Regions from separate parts of the Homo sapiens genome. Here region 2 is linked to region 1. A link is a loop called in an ENCODE intact Hi-C map of the cell type or tissue named here. Cell type or tissue: PC-9. All regions are shown on one strand. Each heading gives the region's core, and the rest is flanking DNA. Links, peaks and the distances in the headings are about the cores only. Region 1 overlaps CACHD1 (cache domain containing 1). Region 2 holds the start of LOC124904195 (a long non-coding RNA gene).

The links. Hi-C counts contacts between places; a loop is a spot of excess contacts. Peaks named below come from ENCODE experiments on the same cell type or tissue, not always from the same donor. Only the 100,000 strongest peaks of a DNase experiment are listed, where the experiment ranks them.
Region 2: a loop joins it to region 1, with 2.5 times the contacts of the local background. A loop is called at or near these places in 28 of 110 quality-filtered maps.

The regions. Positions count from the first base shown.
Region 1 is chr1:64,470,667-64,477,279 of GRCh38, reverse strand. CACHD1 (cache domain containing 1) reads right to left here. Exons shown (of 27, transcript NM_020925.4): 1 at 6,338-6,613. The coding sequence starts at 6,535. Among named protein-coding and RNA genes, the nearest start is that of CACHD1, 3.8 kb to the right of the region's middle. RefSeq lists enhancers at 3,451-4,236, 4,237-5,022. In PC-9, for the core only: no CTCF peak of the experiment used is centred there; no DNase peak of the experiment used is centred there.
Region 2 is chr1:64,551,645-64,558,257 of GRCh38, reverse strand. The region is part of intron 2 of CACHD1 (cache domain containing 1); the gene reads right to left. It overlaps LOC124904195 (a long non-coding RNA gene), which reads right to left and starts at 5,504. Exons shown (of 2, transcript XR_007066150.1): 1 at 1-5,504. In PC-9, for the core only: no CTCF peak of the experiment used is centred there; no DNase peak of the experiment used is centred there.

The DNA of each region.
Region 1 (6,613 bases), core at 1,319-3,818:
TCAGTTTCATTCAGGCTTAGGAGCTACATGTTTACCACCTTCCCGGTTCTGTGCCCTGGCACTAAATGAACTGCTCTCATATTTACATTTCTGTTTATTGACTGCTCCTACCTTAGGCCCTGAGCTAGACACTTGGTTATCCTTTAAAATATATTTACTCCCATTAGCTACATGAAATACAAAGACACTAAAGTTCAGAGTGATTTAATAACATGACAGAAGTTACACAGTTAATAACTAACTGGCTGAGTCAAAATTCTTGTCCCTGTTGTCCCTTCATATTTTGACTTTCAATAAATTCTTACTCCAAGGTCCAAGCATATCTAAAATAAATCCCACTCCATCTAATACCAAAATTCCAGAGTTCTGCAAGGTTCCTGCCTGCTCATCCACTTAAGCTCAAGGAAGGAACTCCTCAAGCAGCAACCAGAAATAGCAGCAACATGTTACTAAGTGTAAAACCATCTCCTCTCCCTCCCCCAAGCCCTTCCAGACTCAAGTACTATTGGCAGGAAAAACATAATAAGCACAAGGAATAAGGCCAGCAAAGATAGGCATTAGTGAGAAGGAAGTCCAGGAAGTGCTAAGCACAACAGAGACAGTTTATCAGAAGTCATTCAACATGCTTTTTCTTGGGCTCATTCCTGACAAGTTCAACTCAGAGTCATCCGTCAATGGACAGTTTTCTTCTATTCTAAATATCCATTTTCAAAAGAAAGCAACACAGCAGTTTTTCCACTAAGGCTTATATGGTACACAAGGCGTAGAATCAAATCACATTATTTGCATATACAGGTGATTTTTCCTTCGAAAATATTCTATATTGCGTAATTACACATTCAAATCATTCTAAACCAGCCCTGTCCTGTTATGATGCATGTGATTTAGAGGAAATTACACATCTTACCAAACATGACTGCAAATCAGCTTGCAGTTATAATAGAGCCAGCAAGATATTTATGTCCAATAACCACAGAAGCTCTAGGATAATGGCCAAAGAAATGAGACATGGGAGCCATATGAAGGGGCACAGGAGTCAGAGTCCTGTTCAGGTGTTCAAGATACACGAGCTACCTTGTCCAGTGCCACCAAAGGAATCAGAAACATCTAATGAACTACTGATTTGGCTACCCTTCATGTGTGAAGCTGCTGCTGCTGCTGCTGCTGCTGCTGCTTCCTTCAGGACTGGCCTGTGTGTGTGGACATTTCACTGAAAAGGACAATGGAGAAGTAGCTAACTTCCTTGACTTCACCAGAGGGGCTTGGGCAAGGCTCCTCTATGCTCCCATAATATCCTGTTTCTCTCTCTACCACTGCACTAACCTACTGCAGTGTAATGCCTCTATGTCTCTCGCTAACCACCTGTATCATAATGCCTCTTTTTGTGTCTATTTCCATCATTAGTTGACAGATTAAGGGCATGGACTAGGCTTTAGTCACCTGTGATTGCCAGTTTAATCTAACCCCACTTTGGGAGGCCGAGGCGGGTGGATCACGAGGTCAGGAAATCGAGACCATCCTGGCTAACATGGTGAAACCCCGTCTCTACTAAAAATACAAAAAAAATTAGCCGGGTGTCGTGGCAGGCGTCTGTAGACCCAGCTACTCAGGAGGCTGAGGCAGGAGAATGGCGTGAACCCGGTAGGCAGAGGTTGCAGTGAGCAGAGATCACGCCACTGCACTCCAGCCTGGGTGACTGAGCAAGACTCCATCTCAAAATATAAAAAATAAATAAATAAAATCTAACCCAAGACCCTTCATAGAGCAGAAGCTCCCCAAAATTTTGTTGGATATATGCGAAAATGAATAATGCAGGACAGGCACAGTAGCTCACATCTGTAATTCCAGAACTTTGGGAAGCCAAGGTGGGAGGATCACTTGAGGCCAGGAGTTCAAGACCAGCCTGGCCAACAGAGTGAGACTCCATCCCTACAAAAAATTACAAAATTAGCAGGGTGTGATGGTATGTGTGTGTAGTCTCAGCTACTCAAGAGGACTGCTTGAGCCCAGGAGTTTGAGGTTACAGTGAACTATGATCACATCACTGCACTCCAGCCTAGGTGACAGAGCAAAGATCCTGTCTCTTAAGAAAAAAAAAAAAAAAAAAAGGAAGGAATTTAGTGCATTGTTGTTTTACTGCATACAAAGAAGCGTTGCTCTTTAATTCCAGCTGTAGTCAGTATTTACAACATTGCTTTATATCTTTGACACTTCTGCCCCAGCTGAGTCCTTCAGTTCCTGAACATGCCTCTGTTCTAGCTGCTGCTTTTTCTTCAATTGGAGTTGAAGCTCCAGTTCTTGCTTCTGGTATTTCTTCTGCCCTGACTGGAAGAAACCCTGCTCCTCCCTCCCTCCCAGGCCTCATCCAGCAGCTGTCTGACCAACCTGCTGGTCTGTCTGCCAAGTTCATAGTAAGTGTGCCCAGCCCAGCAGAGTTGGGCTAACTTTAAGGCAGGCACACTGGCCTTGTGCCAGGCCCTTGCTGTTAGGAAGCCTGTACTGTCCTATAATGTTAAATGGGCCTTATAAGTGCCTGGCGAAATGGCTCCCAGAGCCAGATATGCCTTCTAACAAGCAGGCATTGTTACTTAGCTGGTTTACCTGTGCAATCTTATCTCCTCCTCGAGAATGTAAACTCCTTAAGGAGTTGTGCTGGAATACGTCCTTGTAAAATCCCCTGAATACCCAGCATAGAGCTCCATGCTCAGTAAGCTTCCAATAATCATTTCTCCATTTGAGAACAACCACATCCATCAATATTTCTCAGCCCTGGCTTAACATTAACAGATGCCTTTACATGCACTATTTCCTTTAAGTCCACAGAGCAAATCTTGAGGAAGAATCACCATCCTCAATTTTACAGATAAAATCACCCAACTTGCAAATGGCAGAGCTGGAATCCAGGTCTCTACCTACCCAATGTGGGGCTCTTTCCACTCCACGATGCTGCTTGATAAAAACTTGTTGCATGAATAAATAGGCAAAAACCCGTCTCCCTGGACACAGCCACTTACTGCTCCCAGACCTCAATGCCACCATGGCTCCTCTGCACCAGACCCATGAGGAGATGATGATTAGGTTTTTGACTTTTATCCATGATGTATGATGTCTGCTGTCAGGGGAACAGTATTCAGTGACAGCTTTCCCAGAGTACTGGCAAAATTGGTTGGCACAACTTATTTAAAGATTTTTTAAAATATATTTTGTCCATTATTAAAAAGGAACAACAAAAATCATGAGTAGGCAGCCCCCACTGGAGAATTTTCCAAGAAAATCTTCAAGGTAGACGCTTTTCAAACTGTCTTCTCTATCAGCAAGTGCGAAAACTACGTCATGGGAAACTATAGTGCTAAAAGAAGCCTAGGTTTTTGTTTTTGTAAAATTACCCCCTTGCAACTCCTTATAAGCAGTAAGTGCTGCCACTTGAAATGCTGCAAAACAACAGGCCTGGTTTGAGGGCTACTTTATAATTTCTCAAACTTTAAAATCGTCTTTCGAGAATTTCAGCAGCAGAAGCAATATAAAAGTCTGAACATTGGCTTTTTACATATAAAGAGGCCTATAGAATGTTTCTCATAAAGTGAGATGGTGTCCTGAAAGGCCTGTACTATGCTCAAAATGCCAAGGTCAAATGAAAGGAGTCAATCCCTTAAGCAAGGGAAGACATTCTTTTCCAAAGAGACACAACTATCCCCCTCTCCACCCCCACCCTGACCATCTTCGTAGGAAGTCACACCTTAAAGCCTATGTGAGGCTTACCTCTGAAAAACAGATTAGCTCCACCTCTATAAAATCCATCATGCTGCAGGGAGGGCTATATAACCTACACTTTAGGTAACTAAACCCACATAATTTCAGACCCACTGAACAAATCCCAAAGGTTTACAGATGAGAATGTGGGGCTCAAAATCTTTGTTCTAAGGCCAAAAATCTAACCTGCATTCGACTTTTTTTTTTCCGACCAGTCTAACTAAATTAAAAAGAGACACTTTCTGCAATTTTCCCAGTTAGAAGCAAGTGGCAGATCAATGTACAGCTCAAGAAGCAGAATTTAAATACAGTATGTGTGTCTCCTTTCAAAAAAGGAGAGAAGCCACTTCACATTTTGCCAGACAAAACCCTGTCCACAGGAGGTCCGTTTCCACAATGAGGTTGCAAAGGTGTTAGAAAGAGGCCAGTTGGGAGGAGATAAAGGACCATTTGGGCACAAACCCCCCACCGATCAGAGCTTTTTTTCGAAGTGTCTTTTTCAACAGGGCAGCCTTTTAAAACTACATTTGCTTAGGATCCCTACCTGAATGACAATGTGTTGGGATCCAATTTCACCTTTTGTCAAGGACTGGGTGAGAAACAGTAAAATGGCTGTCAGCATCTTAGAAAAAGCAAGTCCTTAGCTTACAAGGAAAAGGCGTGGGGGGGCGGGATAGGGGGGAATCCTAAGATTTCTTGTCCAGCCCTAGGGATGGAGTGAAGGTGGCAAGTGCCTACAAATCCTACAAGCAGAGTCCACAACTCCAATATATTAAGTTTCCTTTATTAAAAGAGGTGCCTCAATGCAAAAATACAATTGTGCTCTGAATGGAAATATTCACCACTGTTTTTTTAATCCTAGTTTTCTATCTTTTCTAAAAGTCACTTCACTCCTAAGAACTCAGCAATAATCAGAAATCAGAAAATGCATATGGAAAAAATTGCAACTGAATCTGAACCTGAAAGATCGGCATAGTTGAATGATGCATCTTAAAAGCTTATCTATTATTATGCAAATCAAGAAAACCCAACTCCATTGCACTTCAGGGCTGGGTGTCTGCAAATAAATGCAAAATTACCTTTCAAAATCCATCCACTCCTCAGTCCTCATGTCACCCTTTAAAAAATTCCGGTGGTCTTTCCCCACAGTAGAGAAGGTCTGTGGAACTTTCCTCAAGAAAATTGTAACCTCTTGGGAGGAGATTGGTGTGGGGAAGTGGAAAGAAGAGGAAGGAAGAAGGAAAAAGAAAAGAAAGAGGAGGAGAAGAACGAGAAGGAGGAGGAGGAGGAAGAAGAAGGAAGAAAGAAGAGAAGGAGAAGACGAGGAGGACGACGCGACGAAGAAGAAAGAAGTAAGAAACCTAAATCCCAAAAGTGACTTAAACACCTCTCCCGGTGGGAGGTGGAAGGAGTGGTCACAGTAGGATGGAAATCAGAAACCTATTCCAAGAACGCATTCTTGGAAACTTCAATCTTTCGAAGACCACATTCATCCCCATGATTGTTAGAATGTGTAAGAGAATGGTGTTATTTTATCTAAGAATGTTATAGCAAAGGTTTCAAGCTGGGAATGTCATCTCAACCTCTCCTAATCTAGTGGGCCTTTATGGCCAAGTGGATTAAAATAACAGCGGGGCAGAATCTCCAGGTGGTTGGTGTTCAGCAATTTTTACTACTGTTGGTCGTGAGTAACATCATCAGGATTCCTTACTAGCTGCGGGCAGTTTTTCTGTCAGCCCTCCTTCCTCTCCCGAGGAGGACGGACATGATAAACAATCTGGAGAAATGGGAACCTTATTCACTTTGCTCCCTTTTTCTTCGACCCAAAAAGGCACACACGAAACAAAAATCATACAGCAGACAGCACGCAAACTACAGCAGGATATGCGGAAAGCAACAAAAAGAGTCCCCCAGCAGGATTAGAGTCGGGAGTCTACCCAGAATCTACCAGGCCAGCCCCTCCCCCCATGCTCCCGGGAGGGGAAAGGAGCGCGGAGCCCACTCGGAGGGCCGCTCTCCGCCGGGACCTAGGTGTCCCCGGGGCAGCTGCGTACTCTGCGGCGCCTTCCCTCCCGGCGCCCATTGGTGCGCCTCGGTAGGGAGGACGCGAGGACGCGAGGACGCGGTCAAGGGGGTGGGGTGGGGACTTCGGAAAATCGTCCGAGCCAGACGGGGCTGGCTGCTCTGGGATGGGGACACAAAGGGGGAGTTTGCAGGCGTGGCAGGGTGAAAACAAGCCTACATGGGAAATGTGTGCAAATTAGAGAAGACGTGCGAGGAAACTGGAGAATCCTTGACGAGATGAAGGCGCTGGTACTCAGAAGAGGGGGGCTGTGCAGGGTCAAGTGGGTTCCGTGCAGAGGGCAGGGGATTCTCCAGAGAAGGGCAGGGGTAGACGAATGCATGGAAGAAGAGTTGGTGTATTGTCAGGGGGTCTGTGCAGAGGACAGAGGGGTCCGACGGGAAGCCGGGCTCTATGTATGCAAGGAGCCGATGCACACAGTCCAGGGGACTTGTACCGGGAGTGGGATGGGAGTTTGAGCAAAGGAGAAAGGCGGGATGTCTGGCCAGCTCGGGGGCCACTTACCTGCATGGTGACGACCCCCAGCTCCTCGGCCGCCAGCCTCCGCATCTGGCTCGCCAGCACTTGCGCCTCGTCCAGGATGGAGAAGTCGGCTTCGGCCCCGGCGCCCAGGAGCCAGCACGCGACCAGGCAGAGCAGCCAGAGGGGCGGCCGCCGCGCCCGGGCCACGGCCGTCTCCTCTTCCTCCGGCTGGCGGGCCATGCTGCCTCCCCCCACTCCCCGCCGACGGGCTCCGGGCGCGGGGAAGCGGGCCGCGGGAGGTGCCCCCCGCAAAAGCGC
Region 2 (6,613 bases), core at 1,918-4,417, 80 kb before region 1:
TTAGGAAGATTTATCAAGGAAGATGAAAAGGATCAACTGTTCAACACTAATGTTAGTTAAGTAAATGAGGAATTAGCAAAGTAGTGGTCCTTGGTGATCTTAAAGAGAGTAGATTTGTGGGATGGGTAGGACTGAAGTAGGCTTAAGAGAAAATGGCAGAGGGCCTGGTGTGGTGGCTCATGCCTGTAATCCCAGCACTTTGGGAGGCCGAGGTGGGTGGATCACAAGGTCAGGAGTTCGAGAAAAGCCTGGCCAACATGGTGAAACCCTGTCTCTACTAAAAATACAAAAATTAGCTGGGCGTGGAGGCACATGCCTGTAATCCCAGCTGCTCGAGAGGCTGAGGCAGAAGAACTGCTTGAACCCAGGAAGCGGAGGTTGCAGTTAGCCGAGATCGCTGCATTGCACTCCAGGCTGGGTGACTGGGAGAGACTCTGTTAAAATAAATAATAATAATAATAATAATAATTTTTTAAAAAGAGAAAAAGAAAAAGAAAATGGCAGAACTGGATCTAATGAGTGTGGACACCTCTTTTGATGGGTTGTGACTCAAAGGGAAACAAAGAAATTAGACAGCAGTTGGAAAGGAAAGTGGGGTCAAGAAAAGGGTCTTTTGTTTGTTTAATATAGGTGAAATGTGTTTACGTGGTGATGGATATGATCCAAAACAGATCAAAAACCGCAGAAGAGCAGGGAGAGCTGCTAGAGGAATGCCCTTGACCAGATGTCAGGTACGTCTCCTGTATAAGGAGTTCTCTCAGTTCTCTCTGACCCATTTCAAAGGAATTCTGAAATCCTCTAAAACCATCACTGCCATCAATTCAACAGTTTCTGAAACACTATGAAAATATGTTTGCAATTTCATTGAGTAAATTATTAATATAAATAATTACTAGAGCATTTGAGAAAAAGTTAAGAGTAAACTCTTGAAACAAGTCCAAGGTGGCTCTGATCCATTTAATGATCCAATCAAGCCCCCCAAGAAGCTCCTTCTCCTTTTGTTTCTTCTTTGTGTTTTGCAGACCATATTTTGCTACTTTCTGAGGCATTTGCTCAGAAATTTATTTTTCTTGATTCAAGTTCAACTTTATATAATACCCTTAAGCAAACACACAACTTAATTTTTTTTTTTTTTTCGAGATGGAGTCTTGCTCTGTTGCCCAGGCTGGAGTGCAGTGGTGTGATCTCAGCTCACTGCAAGCTCCGCCTCCCGGGCTCACGCGCCATTCTCCTGCCTCAGCCTCCCAAGTAGCTGGGACTACAGGCGCCCGCCACCACGCCCGGCTAATTTTTTGTATTTTTAGTAGAGACGGGGGTTTCACCGTGTTAGCCAGGATGGTCTCGATCTCCTGACCTCATGATCCACCCGCCTTGCCAATTTCTTAAAGTATTAAAAAATGAAGTCTATGAGAGGTGTTCCACACAAGAATGTGTGCGTGGAATTTTAATTTTTCCAAGGCTGTTGCCATAGTTTCTTTGGCAGCAAAACTACATATAGTGAACTAATTAAGGATTTAAAACACATTGTTAGACAATTTAGACCCACACTCTCTGAAGGTTAGTTTAAAAGAAATGAGTAAAAGCAAGTAAAACTGTATACCCAAGAGTAAAAAATCACAAAATGTTTTTTATTAGTGTTAATTCCTTTGCTCCCCTAACCAGAGGACATTAACAACATGTTAGATTTCCTGCCAAGTTAGATAGTATGCACAAGAAAGATCCAACTCTCAACAAGATTTGATTAGTAAAGAGGGAGGGCAAGAACCCATGGGCATCTAATTTTCATTAACCCAAAGGAGAAATAATGGATAGAAAATGCAAGCCAGAATTCTAGATAATACAAAATATACAAAACCAAGCATAAAGAAACGGTTCCCTTTCACCTAAAGGTTGTGAGCTAAAAGCACACAGGTCAATAATCTGCTTTGAATAACTAACCTATTTTTACTTTATCAAACAAATCCTATAAGCGGTTACAATTGTTCTTATAACTATTAAGAAGTGGGGAAACTGGTGAATTGCTGTTAGGAAGACTGAGTCCTCAAACAAAGTGAAAGCAGGAAATCTAGGAGGTAAGCCCATGTCACACCCTGCTTTCTTCCTGAGAATGTGGGCATAATCTGGAGACCTTGACCTTTTACTTTAATGACAGCACAGAGCACCAGGGATAGGAGATAAACCTCAGGGTTTGAAGATGGGAAACCAAGGAATCTAAATGCAGGGAGTGGTATTACCCAACCAGATTTCAAAACTTGTTATAAAACTAGTCACTAAGATAATGTGGTACTGGCACAAGGATAGATAAATAGACTAATGGAACCAAATCAAATTCATACATACACAAAAACTCAACTAATGACAGAAAACACACTGAAAACAAATGAAGAAAGTACAGATTGTTTGACAGAGATAGAATATTTGAAAACACATATGGGGGAAGAAAAGGAAATTGGATATCTACTAAAGAAAAGGAAATTGGATACCTACTTCACATCCAACACCAAAATCAATTCCAGGTGGATAAAATACTTAAATGAGGCCAGGCGGGGTGGCTCATGCCTGTAATCCCAGGACTTTGGGAGACTGAGGCGGACAGATCACCTGAGGTCAGGAGTTCAAGATCAGACCAGTCAACATGGCAAAACCCCATCTCTACTAAAACTACAAAAATTACCCGGGCATGGTGGTGGACTCCTGTAGTCCCGGCTCCTCGGGAGGCTAAGGGCAGAAGAATCCCTTGAACCCAGGAGGCGGAGGTTGCAGTGAGCTGAGATCGTGCCACTGCACTCCAGCCTGGGTGACAGAGCAAGACTCCATCTCAAAACAAACAAACAAACAAAAAGAAGTCTTAAGTGAGAGAGGCAGAAGTTTTAGAAGGCAGTATAGGAGAATATCTTTATGTCTAAAGATCGATTTTTTAAAAAACTGAGTTAAAATTAAAACGTTAATTCTTTAAAAGATAAAATGAGGCCAGCTGCAGTGGCTCATGCCTGTAATCGCAGTACTTTGGGGAGGGCAAGGATGGTGGATTGCTTGAGCTCAGGAGTTCAAGACCAGCCTGGGCAACGTGGAGAAACCCTGTCTCCACAAAAAATACAAAAATGAACTGGGCATGGTGGTGCCTGCCTGTGGTCCCAGCTATTTGGGAGGCTGAAGCGGGAGGAATGCTTGAGCCCCAAAGGTGGAGGCTGTAGTGAGCTGTGATTGCACCAAGCACTCAAACTGGAGTGACAGAGCAAAACCCTATCTCAAAACCAAACAAAACATAAAAACAATAAAATGAGATGAAAAGACAAGGAAGGCAAAAACTAAAAGGACTTATTTACGAATCATAAATCTGCACAGCAACCTAATATGGTAACTACCAGCCACATGTAGCTATTTTATTTAAAATTTAATTATCAGTAGCTCTAGACACATTTCAGTTACTCGGTAGTCATACATGGCTGGTAGCTACTCTACTTGCCCTAATATGGAACATCATCATCTCAGAAAGTTCTCTTTGGACAGCACTGATCTAGAACATATACAGCATTTTTAAACTTCTAAAATAAACAACTAAAAAACTGGACAAGGAGCATTCATAGATATTTGACAAAACAAAACCACAAAAATTTACTATAAGCATGCAAAAAGGTGTTTCAACTTCATTAGTAATCAGAGCGAGGCAAATGAAACTCGCCTGATACCATTTCAGACACCCCACATTTGGCAAAGGATTAAAAATCAGACAATATCAGATATTAAAGGAGATGCAGATAAGCAAGTGACCCATGACAGCCACTGTGGAAGCAGTCTGGCATTATTCAGTCATGTTGAACACTGACACCCAGCACTTCTACTCTAGAGAAGTGATTCTCCACCTGAGCTGAATAGTGTCACCTGCCCCACTATTTAGGGCAGTGGTGTGTGGAGACACACATACAACACACAGTTCTACCATCATTAAGTTGGCAGGAGGCCAAGGATAATAAAATTCCTGCAATTAAGGGAATTATTCCTTCTGTACTATGTACGGAGGTATGAACAAAAATCAAAACATTAGAATAAAATTTTAAAAATTAGCCAGATTTAGTGGTGTACATGTAGTCCCAACTACTCGGGAGGCTGAGGCAGGAGGATTGCTTGAGCTCAGGAGTTTGAGGCTGCAATGGGCAATGATCGTGCCACTGCACTCCAGCCTGGGCAACAGAGCGAGAACCTGTCTCTTAAAAAACAAAACAACAACAAAATTAGAAACAGCCCAAACAATGTCAGCTATAAAATGGATACATAAATTGCATATAATGGAATACCACAGAAATGGAAATAAATGACCCTTAATTACAGATGTCAACATGGGTGCTTCTAATGAATATGAAGCTGAGTGAAACTAGCAAGATATGTGAATATAAACATATGCTTAAAATTTATATAAAGAACAAAAATAGCCAAACACAAAATTAATTTGGGGATAAGTACATATAAAACAAATCAAAACAAAAAAATGCAAGGGAATTGCTAACAAAAAATTAGGATAAGGCTACCTCTGAGAGGGAGAGAGGAAGATATTCTCTTTGGAAGGTCATACAAGGGCCTTCTAAGTTTGGTAATGCTTCATTTCTTTAGCTGGGTAGTAAGTTAAGATGTTCATTTTAATATATTTATTTATATGTATGTTTTACACGTCTCCATATATTTGATAAATTTCACAACTGTTTTAAAAGCCAGCTTAATTACCTACTAGCTGGGATCCGTGGCCTTTCTGAACATTGCTAATAACAATACTGCCACCTACCTCATGGAGTTGTTCTGAAGTTCAAAGGACATAGAAGTGTGAGTGATTGTGATGGCGGATATTTTACAGAATAGGAAACATACGAGGTAAACATGTCCCTAAAGATTTCATTCTGGGTACTGTCCAGGACCACAGAGTCTAGAATGTCTAAGCAGTTATTTAAGTCAAGAAGGTACTGAAGTGTCTGTGTTCTCATTGTAGAATGAGAAATCCCGTGTTCAATTCAACCCATGGGAGAACCATCATAATGAAGTGATAGCAAATTTTTCAATAAATGCGTAAATATGAGCTTTTATTGTTATGTTGTTGTAATAATGACCACAGTACTGAAAGGATCTGGAAATCATGTCACAGAAGAAGAAATTATTTAAGACCTGTTTATACTAAAATTTAGGCTAAATGATAATAACAACGACACAACTGTCCTCATTTTTGGGATAAACAACAGACACAGATCTATTTGTTAAGTGTTCTTCCAGAGGATGGAGTGGAGAGACTGGAGGAATTTAAAAGTCAGTACCCTTCTGGTTCAAATAAAAAAGAACTTTTTGACAATCAGTAATAAGACACACAGAATAGATTGTACGATAATTCCCTTGCACTTGAATTATTCAGATAAAGACAGTTTAGCAGAGACTCCTGTATCTGATGAAAACATGTATTTTAAAAATAAACTATGTTAAATTAAAAATACAGATAATAGGCTGGGCACAGTGGCCCATGCCTGTAATCCCAGCACTTTGGAAGGCCATGGCAGGAGGATTGTTTGCGCTGAGGAGTTTGAGACCAGCCTGGGCAACATGGCAAGACCTCATCTTTACTAAAAACAACAACAAAAAATCAGCCGGGCATGTGGGCATGTGCCTGTAGTCCAAGTTACTTGAGAGGCTGAGATGGGAGGATCACTTGATCAAGCCTGGAAGATAAAGGATGCAGTGAGCTATGATCCCACCACTGCACTCCAGCATGGGCGACAGAGCAAGATCCTGTCTCAAAAAAAAAAAAAAAACAAAACAAAATAAAAGTACAAATAATAAAACTTTCTGTCATATTTATTTCAAAAGCTAGCTGTCCTGCTTGATATCCATCAACTACAAATAACTTATTTTACCTCTTGGAGCCCCAATTTCCTCATCTGTAATAAGATATCTTTCCTTCAAGGTTATTTGGTAAAAATCAATGTGATATACATGGAAGTTGCCTAGCCCTGATGTTCCATAAGTGCTCAGTCAGCAGGTATAATTTCTAAAATTATTGTTAAAGGCTTCTAAACTTGTTCCTAGCTAGATAAATAAAAAATGACATCAGTGCAAAGGGGGTGGGGGGAAAAAACTTTCACATTTGACAACAGCCTAAGTAAGAACTTGTATCTGTTACTTGAAGGAAAGTGGCAAAACTGATATCCCTGGATCAGTTTCTTTAAAATGTTATCAAATGGCCTCTGGTCTCCCAGAAAGTTTCCTTGAACATGCTTCGTTCAGAAATCTTCGCCCACAAAAAATCTCTTAAATTTCACGACCATAAAGAACTTTCTAGTTTGCTGAAATAAAAATAAGACAGGAATTATGAAGATAAGACTTAGCACAGCAAACTACATCCTATTTACTACAATAAATAAATACTCAGGCCATCAGCTTTTAAAAATATCTAAAGCTAAGAAAAAGAACATACATATACATGACTATTTATATCCTCTATATTTAACCTGCAGAAACTCAATCTTTAAAAACTCAATGTCTATAAACAGGAAATGCTGCACTTCAAGATTAAACCACGGTAATTTATTATAAGTAAATAAGTATCCTACAAACAACTTTACTATAAGGACACTTGCAA